Regions from separate parts of the Homo sapiens genome. Here region 2 is linked to region 1. The links are chromatin contacts, found by Hi-C or POLR2A ChIA-PET in ENCODE. All regions are on one chromosome and are shown on one strand. The core of a region is the stretch at or near the end of the contact, and the rest is flanking DNA. Distances in the headings are between cores, read along the strand shown. Region 1 holds the start of LINC02827 (long intergenic non-protein coding RNA 2827). Region 2 holds the start of TIGAR (TP53 induced glycolysis regulatory phosphatase).

The links. Hi-C counts contacts between places; a loop is a spot of excess contacts on that map. ChIA-PET counts read pairs that join two places held with the same protein, here RNA polymerase II (POLR2A). Pooled maps may share reads with other maps.
Region 2: a map of CD14-positive monocyte shows a loop between it and region 1 (5-fold over the local background). The contact joins the promoter of TIGAR here to the promoter of LINC02827 in region 1. A Hi-C loop is called at or near these places in 1 of 168 maps with a recorded cell type or tissue (CD14-positive monocyte) and 5 of 50 pooled maps. POLR2A ChIA-PET finds 5 or more read pairs at or near these places in 2 of 52 experiments (activated CD4-positive, alpha-beta T cell and endothelial cell of umbilical vein).

Annotation. Positions count from the first base shown.
Region 1 is chr12:3,295,735-3,303,473 of GRCh38, forward strand. LINC02827 (long intergenic non-protein coding RNA 2827) reads left to right here and starts at 4,629. Exons shown (of 5, transcript NR_187483.1): 1 at 4,629-4,679; 2 at 7,371-7,535. It overlaps LOC100128253 (a long non-coding RNA gene), which reads right to left. Exons shown (of 12, transcript NR_148995.1): 7 at 7,603-7,669; 8 at 5,112-5,258; 9 at 4,848-4,980; 10 at 4,247-4,707; 11 at 3,584-3,802; 12 at 2,780-2,917. RefSeq lists an enhancer at 4,209-4,428 and a silencer at 5,029-5,323.
Region 2 is chr12:4,318,373-4,326,111 of GRCh38, forward strand. TIGAR (TP53 induced glycolysis regulatory phosphatase) reads left to right here and starts at 2,841. Exons shown (of 6, transcript NM_020375.3): 1 at 2,841-2,931. The coding sequence starts at 2,900. It also overlaps the pseudogene RPS15P7. RefSeq lists an enhancer at 2,433-3,086 and a silencer at 2,552-2,931.

The DNA.
Region 1 (7,739 bases), core at 3,379-5,878:
GGTCGTATTTCCAAGAAGCTCTGGGCTGTCCTACCACTTTCTGCAGCTTGGACCAGCCAATCTCCCCAACGGAAATCTGGGCTGGACAACCGCCAGTGCAGGAATCACAGCTAATCCTGCCTCCAGTCAGGCTGGCCCAACCCAACACATGGGGCTGGGGCCGACGGGGCAGGCTCTCCTGGGCTGCCACCTTTGTCTCCCATCCCTGCCAGGGCAGACAGGTCAAACCATAGCCCTCCTACCCACTGCTGCCTCTCTTGGTGCCCCACCAGGAAGAACAAGACCCTGGCCCAGCACGCTCCCTCTTTCTCAGCCCTCAGTCTGTAGGTCTTGTCAGTTGATATGCAGCACTTCAGAGCTCTGGGGAGTCACGATCAGTTTTCGATGATCTGCACGAAGCCCAGCTTGGAGGGCAGCAAGGATAATCACGTCACACTGTTTCTCTTGGCCGTGGAGCAGTCATTTCTGGGAAAGCTGGTTTTCCTTTTAATGAGTTCACATTGGCCACCCCAGGCCTTTCTAGGCAGAGGAGATAAACCAGCCCAGCCTCTCGGTAGCCCCTGGAGAATCCTCACAGTAGAGGCGGCAATCTGCCCCGAGAGGCTGGCTTTCTCTCTGTCCACGTGGGCACTTCCCGCTCTGAGGATACAGTTTCTGGACAGTTTAGGGCTGTGTTTGTGACCACAGTGAGGGGCCTTCAGGTCACTCCTGTGTACGGGAGCAAGCACACCCCTCCTCAGGGCCAGCCCAGGTCAGCAAGGGCTGTGCTCAGCAGGCTGGGAGCTGGAACATGTGGAGAGACCAGGTGTGACCTCTCCCAGCCTCGGCCTTCGCATCACAAGGCGCTGTGCTTTAGGGGGAAGAGGGCCCACCTCTGGGGAGAAGTGCAGGACCTGGGAGGTATGGAGGCCAGGCGTGGGGTTCCCGTGTTATGCTCAAGGTGCCCACTTGTAATAGCCATTTAGGGGGGTACCTATGGTTGTCGCAAAAGTTGATACCTACCCTTCATGAGACTGCCAGCATGAATACTCTGTATTTCATAGGATTTCCTCTCTGTTCTCCCTTAGTATTTGGGAAAGTTCTTCCTGAAAACTCCCTGCCTAATTCAAGACAGATGCAAGACAGGACCAAAGGAAGGGACTCTATCCAGCCTGGGACGGGCGGAAAAAGGGAAGGAGAGCGAGACCCTCTGGAAGCAACACGGTGGTGGCCCCAGGGTTGGGGAGAGGGGCCCCAGGAAAAGTGAGGTTCGGGCAGATCCCCTGTATTCAGAGCTGCCCCTTCTCAGCCCTCCAACTCTGCAGGGCCTGTGATTTAGTCCACGCTGGGATGAGTTTTACACCCACCAACATTAAGAGCTGAAGATAGTTTTGAAACCAGGCATGCCTCAGCTGGGCGAAGTGGCTCACATCTGTAACCCCAGTACTATAGGAGGCCAGGGTGGGAGGATGGCTTGAGCCCAGGAATTTGAGGCCAGCCTGGGCAACATAGGGAGACCCCATCTCTACAAAAAGTTTAAAAAATTAGCCAGGTGTGGTGGTGCCTGCCTATCATCCCAGCTGGTCAGCAGGCTGAGCTGGGAGGATCGCTTGAGCCTGGGAGGTCAAGGCTGCAGTGAGCCCTGGTCACGCCACTACCCTCCAGCCTGGATGACAGAGCAAGACCCTGCCTCAAAAACAAAAACAAAAAACCCACTGGCATTCCTGAGAATCAGGCCCCAGACCAGGAGATCCCCGAGGGGCATATTACTATAGAGGCCGGGGCTTGGAGCCAGGGTCTCCCAGAGGGGTTTCTCTTGGGAAAGCCACTAGGCAGGGTGCAGGGCTCTGCTCCTGGTGCAGCATGTGCTAGTGTGGCCAGCATACCCCACATCCCTGCCCTGGCAGCTCCACCCAGCCTGTGACTGCCCTGCCTCTGGCCTCCCCACCTCCAGGCCCTGCAGGAAGGAGTGAGGCCAGCAGGACACGGCTTTCCAGGTGAGGCAGTGTGGGGAGTAGGCAGGTTGAAGGGCTAGCTAGGTCATCTAGGGGAAGAGCCACTCCTACCTGTCCCACCCCATGCATTTCCCAGAGGGGACAGCAAAGCGAGGGCTTCTGAGCACTGGTGGGGATCCTGCCCAGAATGCAGGCATCCCAGGGGACCCGGGTTTTCAGCCTTGTCCCAGGTTTGGGAGCTGGGAGGGAGCAGAGGGCCCAAATATCACCCTCCTGTGGTCCCCGGCACCCCCGTGCCTGGTGAGGGTCCTTCTCCTGCCAAGGCTCTGGCTGTGAGGGCTCAGAAATGGAGGGGAGGGGGCTGAGGGTCCCCGCCTAGGTGGGGAGCCATGGTCTAAGGCACTTGGTGCATTTGCAGGGGCTGGACACAGAGGAGGGGGCATCTGTGGCCCTAGTGGAGCTGGTGCTAATGCTGCAGGCCTGGCAGGTGGATGTGGCGCCTGTCCTTCGAAGGGCAGTTGGCAGGGGACGCAGTTGACCATGAGTAAAAATGTCGCTGGAGCCTCGGTGCAAGCAGCAGATGAGACCCATCCTGCAGGTGGAGAGGGCAAAGGAGCAAAGAGAGATCAGAACTCCCTGAGGCTGTCAGCCATCAGGGCTCTGGAGCAGTGCTGCTCATGCCCAGTGCACATGTGAGTCCCCTGGGGCCTGGAGAAAGGGCAGCTTCCCGCTTAGGTTGGGGTGGGGCCTGCGGTTCCACACTTCTAACAAGCTCCCAGGTGATGCCCGTGAAAGTGGGGGAGCCGCACTCCAAGAACTACTGTCCAAGAGCAGGGTGTCACACACTTTAATGGACATAAACCACCCGGGGACCCCCTTATTACAAGTTTGCAGGCCTGGGTGGGGGCCTAAGGGTCTTCGTTCCTAACAAGCTCCCCGTCGATGCTGTGGGTCTGTGGTCCTAGGGCTTCTCCAGAAATGGCCTAGTTTAATGAGATCCCGAGTGAGTATTTCTGCTCCCTCATCAGAGCTGTCTGAAGCCGCCTTCTTCTCTGGGAAACGGCCTGTATTTTGCTGCCCTCAGACTCCGGAACAAAACTCAGGTCCGTTATGGATGCTCTGCCATGTGCAAGAGCCATGGGGGAAACGGAGACTCTGGGAGGAGCCCCTAGAGCTGTCATCAGCTCTGACAGTGAGCACAGAAGGCAGCGCCAAGCCCAGCCGCAGGAGTCCCGCCTGCCAGCCCCTCTGTCGGCAACCAGGGGCCGAACAGGAAGGGGCTGGAGCATCCTACCCAAAGCACGCGCAGGCTTGGGAAGGTCGCTGTCCGCCCCGTCTCACTTCCCATTTCTAAAACACAGAGGACCTTTATTCTCCCACCTTGCTCTTCATGGACACCCCCTGCCCCCCGCCACCTTCTTCTTCCTCTCCTCCCTCCCACTCAAGGATGCACTGGGATAATGTCATCATGATCCTGATAATGATGATGACCTGTTGTCAGGTCTCGACTCTGTCTGCAGGAGAGGGGCACTGGGCTAGAGCAGCCCCGTGAATGTCCCGTGCCACCTGGGGTGACAGTAGATTCCCCTAAGTATAGAAACAACACCCCGACTTTCCCCAATGTTTCCAGCTGCTGCTGCCGCCCTGACCTTGCGAATCTGGATGTAGAGGGCAGGCTGGTGGAGGTGCCTGTGGGCCGTACCCACTTGTCTCTCAGCAAGGCTAGTGAAGAAGGTAGCTTCTTCCCCTCCTCTCTCCTCTCCATCCCTCCAAACCTGGAGGGCAGCAGGGAGTGTGACCACTGCCTTCAGCTTGGAGACTCGGTGCTGAGGGCTCTGTTAATCCACCTCGGGGCCTCAGGGTCACAGCTGAAATGTGGCTTAGGAGGTTATTTCATGTCCCACCAGCTTAAGCAAGTGGCTGTCACAGCCCCTCCACCCACGTAGGTGTTATGCGGCATGCCCTCTTCCCCTGTCCCCACCTCATGGGTTGATGATTTTCCTGTGCACTTTCTGGATCTTTCTGATCCATGCTAAGGGGGAGGCCAGAAGGGAGCTGTTAGGCCAGCACAGATTTGTGCTGTAAGCAAAATTCACGTCTCGTACAGTGTACATCTGATGCTGGGGGAGGACAGGAGGAGCTAGGCTCTCAAGAGACACACTTCTGCATGAGATGTGTGTTCCCAGGGTGCTCCCAGGAGAGGTCCAATAAGGGTGGAGGTGTATGGGCCAGACTCATCAATGTGGGTCCACATGCACACACACACGCGCACACCCCCACCCTGAATCGTGCAGAGGGCACAGGATACTGACCCGCCGGATCCCTGAGTAAGCATCAGCATCTCTCTCCTGACAGAAGACGCGAAGAAACCAGCACGGAATGGCTCCAGGCAGCCAGCAGGGGGCGAGCAGAGACAAGACAGGACAAGTTCCCTGCAGGTGCCGGAGAAGGCCAACCGGGTTGGGCCGGGCCCTGGGGCCCAGCTGCATGGTGTCTGGTGCTTTTTTTCGGCAGCTGCCTGGGTGTGGCACTCGGCCACACGTGGGACATTTTTTTTTTAACAGGGAAGTCGTCATGCCTTCAGCTTCTTATGAGGTTTCTGAGTCAGCTCCTGGCTGTCATCAGAGAACACGAAGGAGGGGCCAGGGAAGTTCCAGGAAGTCATTCCAAAGTGATTGCTTGGTTTCCCTTTTCACGACCTGCAGATCCCAACACTCCAGGATGGTGCAGGACATCAGTCTCAAGGTAATTGGTCACAGAGGTGAGAACCTTACTGAAAAATCAGAATGTGAACCCTGGAAGGTTCCTGAAAGATGAGCTAGACGGTTTTGAAACTGTATTGGGAATCCCAAGTGTAGCTCAAGGCTACTGGTCTTCGAGGTACCAGGCTGGGTATGTCGGGGAGGTAGGTGCCTGGTGTCTGCCTGCTGGCGACGATGACTGCGAGCCCTTTCTCAAGACTTCGGCCCACCTGGGTCTTGGGCAATGTAGTGCCCAGCATCGGCCGCGAGAGGGAGCTCTAACCTGAGACTTGGCGGCCGCAGGGCTGGCTCAGTGGACCGCAGGGGAGAAAACAGGGCAAGGGGTTGAGCGCCATCAGGAGCCATTCCACAGTGACCATGGAGGAGCAGAGACTGCATGGTGGGGGTTGTGAGTGGGGAGAAAGCGTCCACTCACCTGAAAGCCCAACGACCTGGTCTCCTCGGCATCAGACTTACACAGCAGTTCCATCCACCTTGACCTTAGGGCTCAGGGCATCTGCAGCCCTACTGCCGGCCCTCGGCCTCACTGCCCTCATCTGGCAGCTTCTATGTGCTCTCGGGGCTGGAGAGGTCAGGAAGAAATAGACAGAGTGGGCCAGGCTTGGTCGGAGTCCATACAGAGCAGGCCCCCTCTGCACGGGGAGTCACAGATTTCTGGAAACCTCAGCTGAGCCTGGTGCAGTGGCACAGAGCAGCCCTGCCCCAGTTCCCAGTGGTGACTCCTCTGGGGTTCAGCACATGGGACAGAAGACCTGCCCTGGGGAGGTGCAAAAGAGCGGCAATGCTAACGCCACCTGGGCTCCCTGGCCCTGCAGGTGAGTGAGGATGAAGGGGAGCAGGCTGGTCTGGCCAGGGAGAAACTGGGGCTTTTTTTTTTTTTTTTTTTTTTTTGAGAGACAGTGTGCCCTTGCAGAGAGAATACAAATGATGGTGTCACATGTTGAGCACCTGCTATCTGCTCAGCAGTGAGCCAGACACTTCCATGGGTGTTGCTAATTCCCATCACCAGCTACCAGATGAGGTCCGGTCAGCCCCATTTCACAAATCAGTGACTGAGGCTCAGAGATGAAATAAATGGCCCTAGGTCACACAACTTGCAGGTGGCAGAACCAAGGTGAGTGTCCCTCCAAAGGCTAGAGACCCTCCTCCCAGCATGTTAGGCTGTAGCTGGACCCTCCAGGCCCACAGACCATGTGGGTAGCTGGCACCATCATCTGAAAGGACCCTATGCTGGGAGTCTCTCCAAGCCAGCCAAGGCCACCATCCCTTGCTTCTCTTTCCCACAGACCTCTGAGTCGGGGTAGGGAGTTTGCGAAAGCGAAGGGCCAATATCAGGAGATCGGGGCGCCATTTCAGGGGGTGAGACCCTGGGCAAGTTGCCTCTCTGGGTCTCAACTTTCTGATCTGTAAAGTGAGAACGCTACTCGTTGTCTGGCCTGGGTCTCAGGTTGTTGTATGGACCCAGTGAGAGGAAGTATCGGAAATCCTCTGAAGTCTGCGGACAGCTGGATAAAGGCTTACGGAGGCTTTCATTTGTGCCATGTGCTGTAAGTGGGTCACAGGCATCACCTTATTCTTATTTAGACCTTAGGAGGTTGAAGAAATTATTCACATTTTGCAGATGAAGGGTTGAGGGATAGGGAAGTTAAGTAGCTCGAGGTCACACAGGAGCAAAGCCAGGACTGGACTCAGGTCTTCTGAGGCCTAAGCACTACTCTTCCTCTTCCCTAGACGGTGCTCATAGCACTGGACGGGGAAGGGCTGGGTAGGACAGCAGGACTGCTGGGCCCCTTCTAGAAGGACAGCCTACACTTGCGGGGGCTCTCACCTCTGAGGATTCCTTCCTGGCTCCCCTCCCTTGGACCCTTGACTACAGCAGCCTGAGAGAGTGACCTTGACTTCCTGGGTGGCAGCAGGGGGACTGGGTGGAAGGGAGAAATGGGAGCCAAGGGCATTGCTTATCCTCAGGGAGAGAGCTGGATGTACACAGGGGAATGTGTGTGCACAAGCACACGCACACGCACGCGCACGCACACACACGCACACGCGCACTTATATACAGTTGTTCTGGATTCCAAAATCCACTGATGCTCAAGTCCCTGATATAAAATGGTGCAGTATTTGCATGTGACGTCTGCACATCCTCCCACATTCTTTAAATCATCTCTAGATTACTTGTAATTCCTAATACAATCCACATGCTATGTAAATCGTTGTCACGCTGTATTGTTTAGGGGGTAATGACAAGGATGTTCAGTGCAGACATAACCATCCTTTTTGTTAGTACTTTTATTCCATGGTTGGTTGAATCCAAGGATACAGAACCTGTGGATATGGAGGGCTGATGGTACACACACACACACACACCCACACACACACACACACACACCCACAGACACAGACACACACACACAGACACAGACGCAGACACACACAGGAATGAATGCAGATATGTACACACTCACACATGCACAAGCACCCTAAACACACACAGTGCATACCACCCCACCCACATAGACCCGGGAACATGGGGACCCCCACGGACCCACACACACCACGGCAGGCTTGCACACTGACCCCCACATGCACACACTCAAGGTGCATGCCCGTACCTGAGCCCACATCCACACTCCTCCCAGGCCCCTGTTCCTGACAAGTTAATGTTGTCCCTCAGGCATCTTCCTTCATGTTCTCTGGGGGAGAGACTGACTGTGGGAATCAGCCTTGGTTGCAAAGGGAAGCTGAGAGAAGAGAGCAGCGCAGGGCACGGACATGCCAGCCCAGTTACTGGAGATATCTGCCGCTGGAGACGGGTTCAGAGCCTAGTTTAATATCCCGAGTGAGTATTTCCTCCTAATCTCCCAACTGCAACATACCTTCCTCCTAATCTCCCAACTGCAACTCACCTCCAGGCAGGCCACCCTGATGCCCATCGCCCCCATGAGTAGCAGGTAGCTTGGTGAGGCAGCCTCCCTGCAAGGGAAGGGCAGGTGTCATGGCTTTGGCTCAGAAGCAGGCACAGGTGGGGAGGAAGGGCTGGCCG
Region 2 (7,739 bases), core at 1,591-4,090, 1.0 Mb after region 1:
CACACACACACACACACACACACACACACACACACACACACACACACACACGATATCTGGGCCCCACTGTTAGGGCCCTCTGAATTATCCCTCCACTCTCATCCTGAAAATGCCTCCTGTTGACCTGCAAGCTGTTAGAGATGCTGAATTTGGTCCCCACTCCAATCTACTAACTCCAGAATCTACATTTTAACACTATGCCCAACTGCTTTGTGTGCACGTTCGAGTTTGTGAAGCATTGCTTTAAACTGCTAGCTCTCAGAACAGCCACTTGTATGTTGGAAACAGCTGGGGATTAAAAGCATACAGATACTGCTGCCTGAGTCTTTCCCCCAGAAGTTCAGATTTGATTTTTCTGGGGTGTAGCCTGGCAAAGGTCTCCAGACGATTCTAATGTAAAGATAGGTTTGAGGACCTCTAAACTAGTTCTGTGTCACCGCTGACCAGTTGTGTGAGCCTAGACAAATCGCTGTCTCTCTCTCGGCCATATTTCTTTTTTTTTTTTTTTGAGATGGGGTCTTGCTCTGTCACCCAGGCTGGAGTGCAGTGTTGGAATCTCGGCTCACTGCAACCTCTGCCTCCCGGGTTCAAACGATTCTCCTGCCTCAGCCTCCCTAGTAGCTGCGACTACAGGCACGTGCCACCATGCCCGGCTAATTTTTTGTATTTTTAGTAGAGATGGGGTTTCACCGTGTTAGCCAAAATGGTCTCTATCTCCTGACCTGCAGATTCTCCTGACCTGCCTTGGCCTCCCAAAGTGCTGGGATTACAGGCGTGAGCCACCATGCCCGGCCATATTTCTCATCTCTAAAGTGAAGATAATGTAGCCTATCCTGTCTACCTTAGAATTGTTCAGAAGGCCAAATGTGATATTACATGTAAGACTGTTTTGAAATGTGTGCCTATGAATCTAAGTATCTCATTCATCTCTTCTCTAAACACATCTTTTCATATATAAGTGGGGATTCAAGGAAATAAATGCATTATGAAATACAAGAATTTAGGTAACAGTGCATGGAAGACAATGTCACCTAGCTAACATTATTGTTACTTGTGTCACATTGCTAGGTACTGCTATCCCAGTTTACCTGTCACAAAACCCAGGGTTAGAGAAGCTCATGTTATAAATAAACTTTCAGTGCCACAAAAGAAATAGCACTCGAATATAAAATTTTCTTTTTAATTCTCAGCAAGGCAAGGTACTTCTATAGAAGGGTGCGTCCTTACAGATGGAGCAATGGTGAGCGCACACTTGGACAAGGGAGGGGAAGGGGTTCTTATCCCTGACGCACGTGGCCCCTGCTGCTGTGTAGTGCCCCACCGCACAGGCTAAACTAATTCCGATTGGCTAATCTAAAGAGAGTGATGGGGGTGAGTGGTTTGGCGGGAAAAACAGTTATGACAGAGCAGGTAATCTGAGTCAGGGTGGCGTAGGTAATGGGAAGGAGTCAGGGTGGAGTAGGTAATGGGAAGGAGTCAGGGTGGAGTAGGTAATGGGAAGGAGTCAGAGTGCAGCAGGTAATCGAAAAAGGTTGTGGCCGGGCGCGGTGGCTCACGCCTGTAATCCCACCACTTTGGGAGGTCGAGGCGGGCGGATCACGAGGTCAGGAGATCGAGACCATCCTGGCTAACACGGTGAAACCCTGTCTCTACTAAAAATACAAAAAATTAGCCGGGCGTGGTGGCAGGCGCCTGTAGTCCCAGCTACTCGGGAGGCTGAGCCAGAATGGCGTGAACCCGGGAGGCGGAGCTTGCAGTGAGCCGAGATCACACCACTGCACTCCAGCCTGGGTGACAGAGCCAGACTCCATCTCAAAAAAATAAATAAATAAATAAAAAAGAGAAGGTTGCTTTAGGAGGAAGTTAAGTTTAAAAGTAAAAAGCAAAGAATTGAACATACTGACATATTGATTCTTTGAAAAGAAATTTAGAACTCATATCTAACATGAAGCAACTCCCTCAACGTTCTGAAGGCTATTAAAGAGAAATTATTCATCTGAGGCTTGTTAAAAACGGCAAGACTTTACTCAAGACTACTGCAATAGGTGAGAGAGACTGAATTCGACTCTAGAATACAACCGGGACCAGTGGAGATTTATAGCCAGGGGGCGGGATGGAAGGGATGAAAGAGAAGATGGGAAATTACCAGAACGTGGTAAGCTATCTGGGGGAGGGGGAGGAGGAACTTTACTAGATATCAAGGGCCTTAGAAGAGAGCATCAACAGTGAGGTCTCTCTTGATAAACAGGCTTAGCAGGATTCTTTGGTAAAACCAGGCTCAGCAGGCCGAGGATGCCGTCTAGTATAGAAAAGGCCTCAAAGGAGCCCGACTAAAGTTTGGTCACGGAGGGCGTCTGTCCCGGCGGAGTTGGGGTGGGTGGGTCTAAGTCTACAGACCTGGCCGACGCTACGTCCCTAAGGTTAGGGACTAACAGACCTCATAGAACACAGTCTGTTGGTCGCTGTACACCCGTGAGGGGTTCATCACAGTGGCCAGCTATAAGACGAACGGTTGCATTCCAGCCTCAATCGCAACAACCACAAATCAGTGCGCCGGCTTCCTTATCTGCCCCGAACGCAGGCTGCCGGCTATCGAGGGAAGGAATCCTACCGCGGACTCCGCGGGCGGGGCCTCCCGCACCTGCCGCGCGCCAATCACAGGCCGGCGCGCAGGGGCGCAAGCGCCGCAGCCCTGGGCGGGGCCCCCGTGGCTCCCTCGTCTCCCCCGCCCCGTCGGCCTCGCCCGGCCCTGAGTGGCCTTCGGGGATGACGTGCGAGGCCGCCTCGGCCTATGGCGGCGGAGCCGGCCGGCTGCTTGGCGGAAGTGGTGTGGGGGAGGTAGCCCGCAGTGCAGGGGCAGCGCGGCGCGGGGCCACCGACGGGACGCGGCTCCGGGAACATGGCTCGCTTCGCTCTGACTGTTGTCCGGCAGTGAGTATGGCTGTGGCAGGATGTCTTTCTCTCTCTCTTCCTTGAGTGTGTTGGAGCGGGTGAAGGGAAAACGGGTCCACCACCCTCTCCCCTCCCTGCTCGCTCCAGCCCGGGAGGGCTGGCTTGGAAGCGCTTTTTCCGGGGCGCTTGCCCTGGGGCCGTCCCGTGTCGCCCCTCCTCTCACCCCAGCAGCCCCGAGGGACGACGGCAGGTCTTAGATAGCTTCGTTCCGTGTTTCAGATAAAGTGAGGCCCGGAGGAGCAAGGGATCGGGGTTCGTAGGCACTTGGTGGCTGCACCAAAAACGGTGCCAGACATGTCCACAGACTTGTCTGGGTACCGATTTTGCTCCCCAGCAGATTGCAAAGAGTTTGCAGAATTGCTCGTCCATGGCTGATGTTTTTGATGCCGGCTGCCTTCCGCTATCCTCTCAGTTTCTGAGGTTCCCCCTCGTTTCCCCAGGCAGTCAGCCCCCCAGGCACATATATGAGACTTCTTTCTTTTCCCCAGAGGTTACAGTTCTGGGAGAGAAAAGAGGATCACAGCTCTGATCTCAGCAGACCGTATCATCCCAAATAAATGTTTTTATTATCATAACGTTACACGGAGCTGCATGCTGATAGGTCTTTATGTATTTGCCAAGTGTTAACGGGAGGTGAAAATCAGGGTAGTTAAGAGCACAGATTTTTATTTTTATTTTTTTTTTTTTGTGAGATGGAGCCTCGCTCTGTCACCCAGGCTGGAGTGCAGTGGCGCTATCTCTGCTCACTGCAACCTCCCGCCTCCGGGGTTCAAGCGATTCTCCTGCTTCAGCCTCCCGAGTAGCTGGGATTACAGGCATGCGCCACCACGCCCGGCTAATTTTTGTATTTTTAGTAGAGACAGGGTTTCGCCATGTTGGTCAGGCAGGTCTGGAACTCCTGACCTTAAGTGATCCGACTACCTCGGCCTCGCAAAGTGTTGGGATTACAGGCATGAGCCACCGCGCCCTGCTAAGAGCACAGATTTTTCAGGCAAGGTAGACCTCGGTTGGAGTCTGTTCTCCAGCTAAGAGCCAGGTAGCCTGGACTTAAGTTTCCTGATATGCAAATGATAGTGCGTATCTCACTACTTTAATGCGAGAATTAAATGGGGGACAGGTAAAGTGTATGATGCAACAGGGAAAGAAATATATCTGAGAAATAACTTCTATAAAGAAAGCTCCAATAAAAGTGCAGTTGATTCCCAAATACGAACGTATAGTTCAGCACACCAGCATTTTGAGTAGGTAATGTGTGCCAGTAGACTGGATCATACAGATAAATAACATACCATTTCTGCATTCATGGAGCTCACAAAGGACATTAATATGATTTAACTTTGTCAATTGACTTTAACAGCTATCTTTTCTGGCCTGTCCTTCCTTTATAAGAAAGATAATCTTAAGAATCCTCTAAAATTGTCTGTTTAGGATTAGCAGGATTTTAATGGCTACCTTAGAAATCTAGTTCCTCACTATCTCTTCTCCCACCCCTCTCGGTTGTATAGAATGCCTTGGGAGAATTCTTAACTTACTAAAGGTCACACAGCTAATCGGTAGCAGAACAGGAACTAGAGGCCTGATCACCCTTTCTTCCAATGTTAGTGCACTTTCTAGACGCCTGACCCAGCCAGCCCAGTGTCATATTTATAATTGAAACTCAGACCATCAAGGTGGTTCACCCCTGTAATCCTAGCACGTTGGGGGGCGGAAGTGGGTGGATCCCTTGAGCACAGGAGTTCAAGACCAGCCTGGGCAACATGGTGAAACCTCCTCTCTACAAAAAAAAAAAAAAAAAGCTGGCTGTGGTGGTGCATGCCTGTGAACCTAGCTAATAGGGAGGCTGAGGCAGGAAGATCACTTGGATCATGTGAGCCTGGGAAGTGAGGGCTGTAGTGAGCTGTGATTGGGCCACTGCACCCCAGCCTAAGCGACACAGTGGGACCCTGTCTCAAAAAGAAAAAAAAGAAAACTCAGAAGTTGTAGAATATTTGGGGTAAGGCAACCCCTAAAAAGTAAGATGATTCCTATTTAGATTCCTAATAGACAATAGTCATATAAATATGGATTTTATTCCCTTTCTGCTGCTTAAAAAGGGTTTGATTCCGGAGGCCCTCATAGGAATCATTTAAAAAATAAGTCTTAATAAATGATTATTTGCCAGGCACTGTTGTAATTAAAATCTGACAGTTTAGTGAGTTAAGGACTGATATCCTCATTTTTCACATGAGGCAGCTGAGACAGAGACGCCTTGTAACTTGCTTAAAGTCACATGGCAAGTTGAGGAAGTAGGAGTTTAACCAAAGCAACTTTACCACTCACCGTCTTTTGTTTCCTACTTAATTTGTTAAAACCCGGTATTTGTAGATTACTTGAACATCACCAGCCATTTTTGAGGCTACTTTTTAGTCTCTTAATATAATTGTGTGGAGTTATGACAATAGTTTATTTTGTTCTGTTTTATGTGTAGGAAGATGGAGTGAGAGGGCTGGTTCAATGCTTTCCGGTCTGGATCCTCCTGCTTCTTGCCTTCAGAGTTCTCAAAACCAAAACCTGGTGATTCTTTCAGGAAAAGAAGTGATTTTTAAATTTGACTCATTATCACCATAGTTAAATGTAATGACTTTTTGAAGAGTTAGATAATTTTATTGGACTTACCTCTTCAGATAATGCAAAAAAATCTTTAAAGCAATTTAAGTTCAACAGAACCTGTTAGGAATCTTGTGCTGTTCCTGTATGTGGTTTATCTTTCTTCATACTTTGAAATGAAAGTACCAGTGTGTATCATTTCTGGAACAGACTGCCCAAGATTCCAGAATTCAAGTCTATCATCATTGTCAGACTATAACTTCTCATGAGCTTATGGCACAGCATTGTTGAAAACTCCAACACGTGTAGGTTGGCATTACCATCACCTATCCAGCACTACTGAAGGGTCTGGTTCCTTGGAATGTTGTAGGTGTTTGCAGTGAGTCCCCGGCAAAACCATCCATTTAACTTCCTTTTTTTTTTTTTTTTTGGAAATATGTGTGCCTTTATTAGCTGAGCCACTACTTGAGGGGGATGAAGCGGGAGGAGTGGGTGGCCCCGATGCCGGGCCGGCAGTGCTTCACCAGCTTATAGGTGATGGAGAACTCGCCCAGGTAGTGACTGATCATCTCCGGCTTGATCTCCACCTGGTTGAAGGTCTTGCCGTTGTAGACGCCCACCATGCTGCCCACCATCTTGGGCAGGATGATCATGTCCCGCAGGTGCGTCTTCACCACTTCCGGCTTCTCCATGGGCGGTGCCTCCTTCTTGGCCTTGCGCAGGCGCTTCAGCAGCGAGTTCTGTTTCCGCCGCAGGCCCGGGTTCACTTGCGGCCGCTGGCACGCACTGTACAGCTGCGTCAGCTGCTCGCAGGACACGTCCCGTCCCGCAGCTGGTCCAAGTCTGTGCCGCGGTAGGTGAGTTTGCGGAAGGTCCGCTTCTTCTGCTCTACCTCGGCCATCTTGTCGGATCCTCAGAAAAGTTCACTTCCATTTTTAGGCAGCTCGTAAAGCTTTAAAATTTTTTGGCAAACTAAATTTAATATACTTTTAATGATTTAAAAATGAATTAGTAAAGTTTTTTTGTTTTTGCTTTTTTTTTTTTTTGACGAAACGGAGTTTCACTCTTGTCACCCAGGTTGGAGTGCAATGGCATGATCTCCGCTCGCCACAACCTCCGCCTCCCGGGTTCAAGCGATTCTCCTGCTTCAGCCTCCGGAGTAGCTGGGATTACAGGCATGTGCCACCATGCCTGGCTACTTTTGTACTTTTAGTAGAGATGGGGTTTCTCCATTTTGGTCAGGCTGGTCTCGAACTCCCGACCTCTGGTGATCCGCCTGCCTCGGCCTCCCAAAGTGTTGGGATTACAGGCGTGAGCCACCCCACCTGGCCGAATTAGTAAAGTTACTGATAGCAAAACTGATTTTTCTTACTGTACTTTTATTGGCAGTTACTTTTTGTGTAATGCTAATAATTGTTCTGTATATTAATAAAGCAAGCAAAATACTATTAGCTCATCTGTAATTTAGTATTTTTATAAAGCTAATACTTTTATAAAATTTTAATGCTCTATAAAAGTATAAAGATACCTTGTACAGATACTTTATAAAGATCAAAGACAGCCGAAAGTCCTGCAATCCCAGCACTTTGGGAGGCCGAGGCGGGTGGATCACCTGAGGCCGGGAGTTCAAGACCAGCCTGGTCAACATGGTGAAACCCCGTCTCTACTAAAAATACAAAAAATTAGCTGGGCGTAGTGGCACTCGCCTGTAATCCCAGCTACTCGGGAGGCTGAGGCAGGAGAATCTCTTGAACCCGGGAGGTAGAGGTTGCAGTGAGCCCAGATTGCGCCGTTGCACTCCAGCCTGGGCAACAAGAGTAAAACTCGTCTCAAAAAAAAAAAAAAAAAAGAAAGACCACCAAAAGTCTTGTGTTACTAGCTCTTGAAATCTTCTATATTTGCAAATGAATGTATTAGTGTAAAGGAATTAGGACTAAGCTGTATTCGTGATATCAGGTGAGGGTTTACATTTTCATTTACACTAAAGAACAGCTTTCCCATGATTTGTTCCTCCTTTGTAGCACGCTGAGTATTGTGTGTTGAATTTGAATTCCTTAAATGGAATTAAGGGAAATTGAGGTTTCTGTATGATTTTTGAAGAAATGCTGCAGCGTATAAATCCAGGCTAACAAGATATAATGTCTTTTAAGAACTGTGAGATAACCTACAAAATGAATGATGTATATTTGTAGGGCCTATAA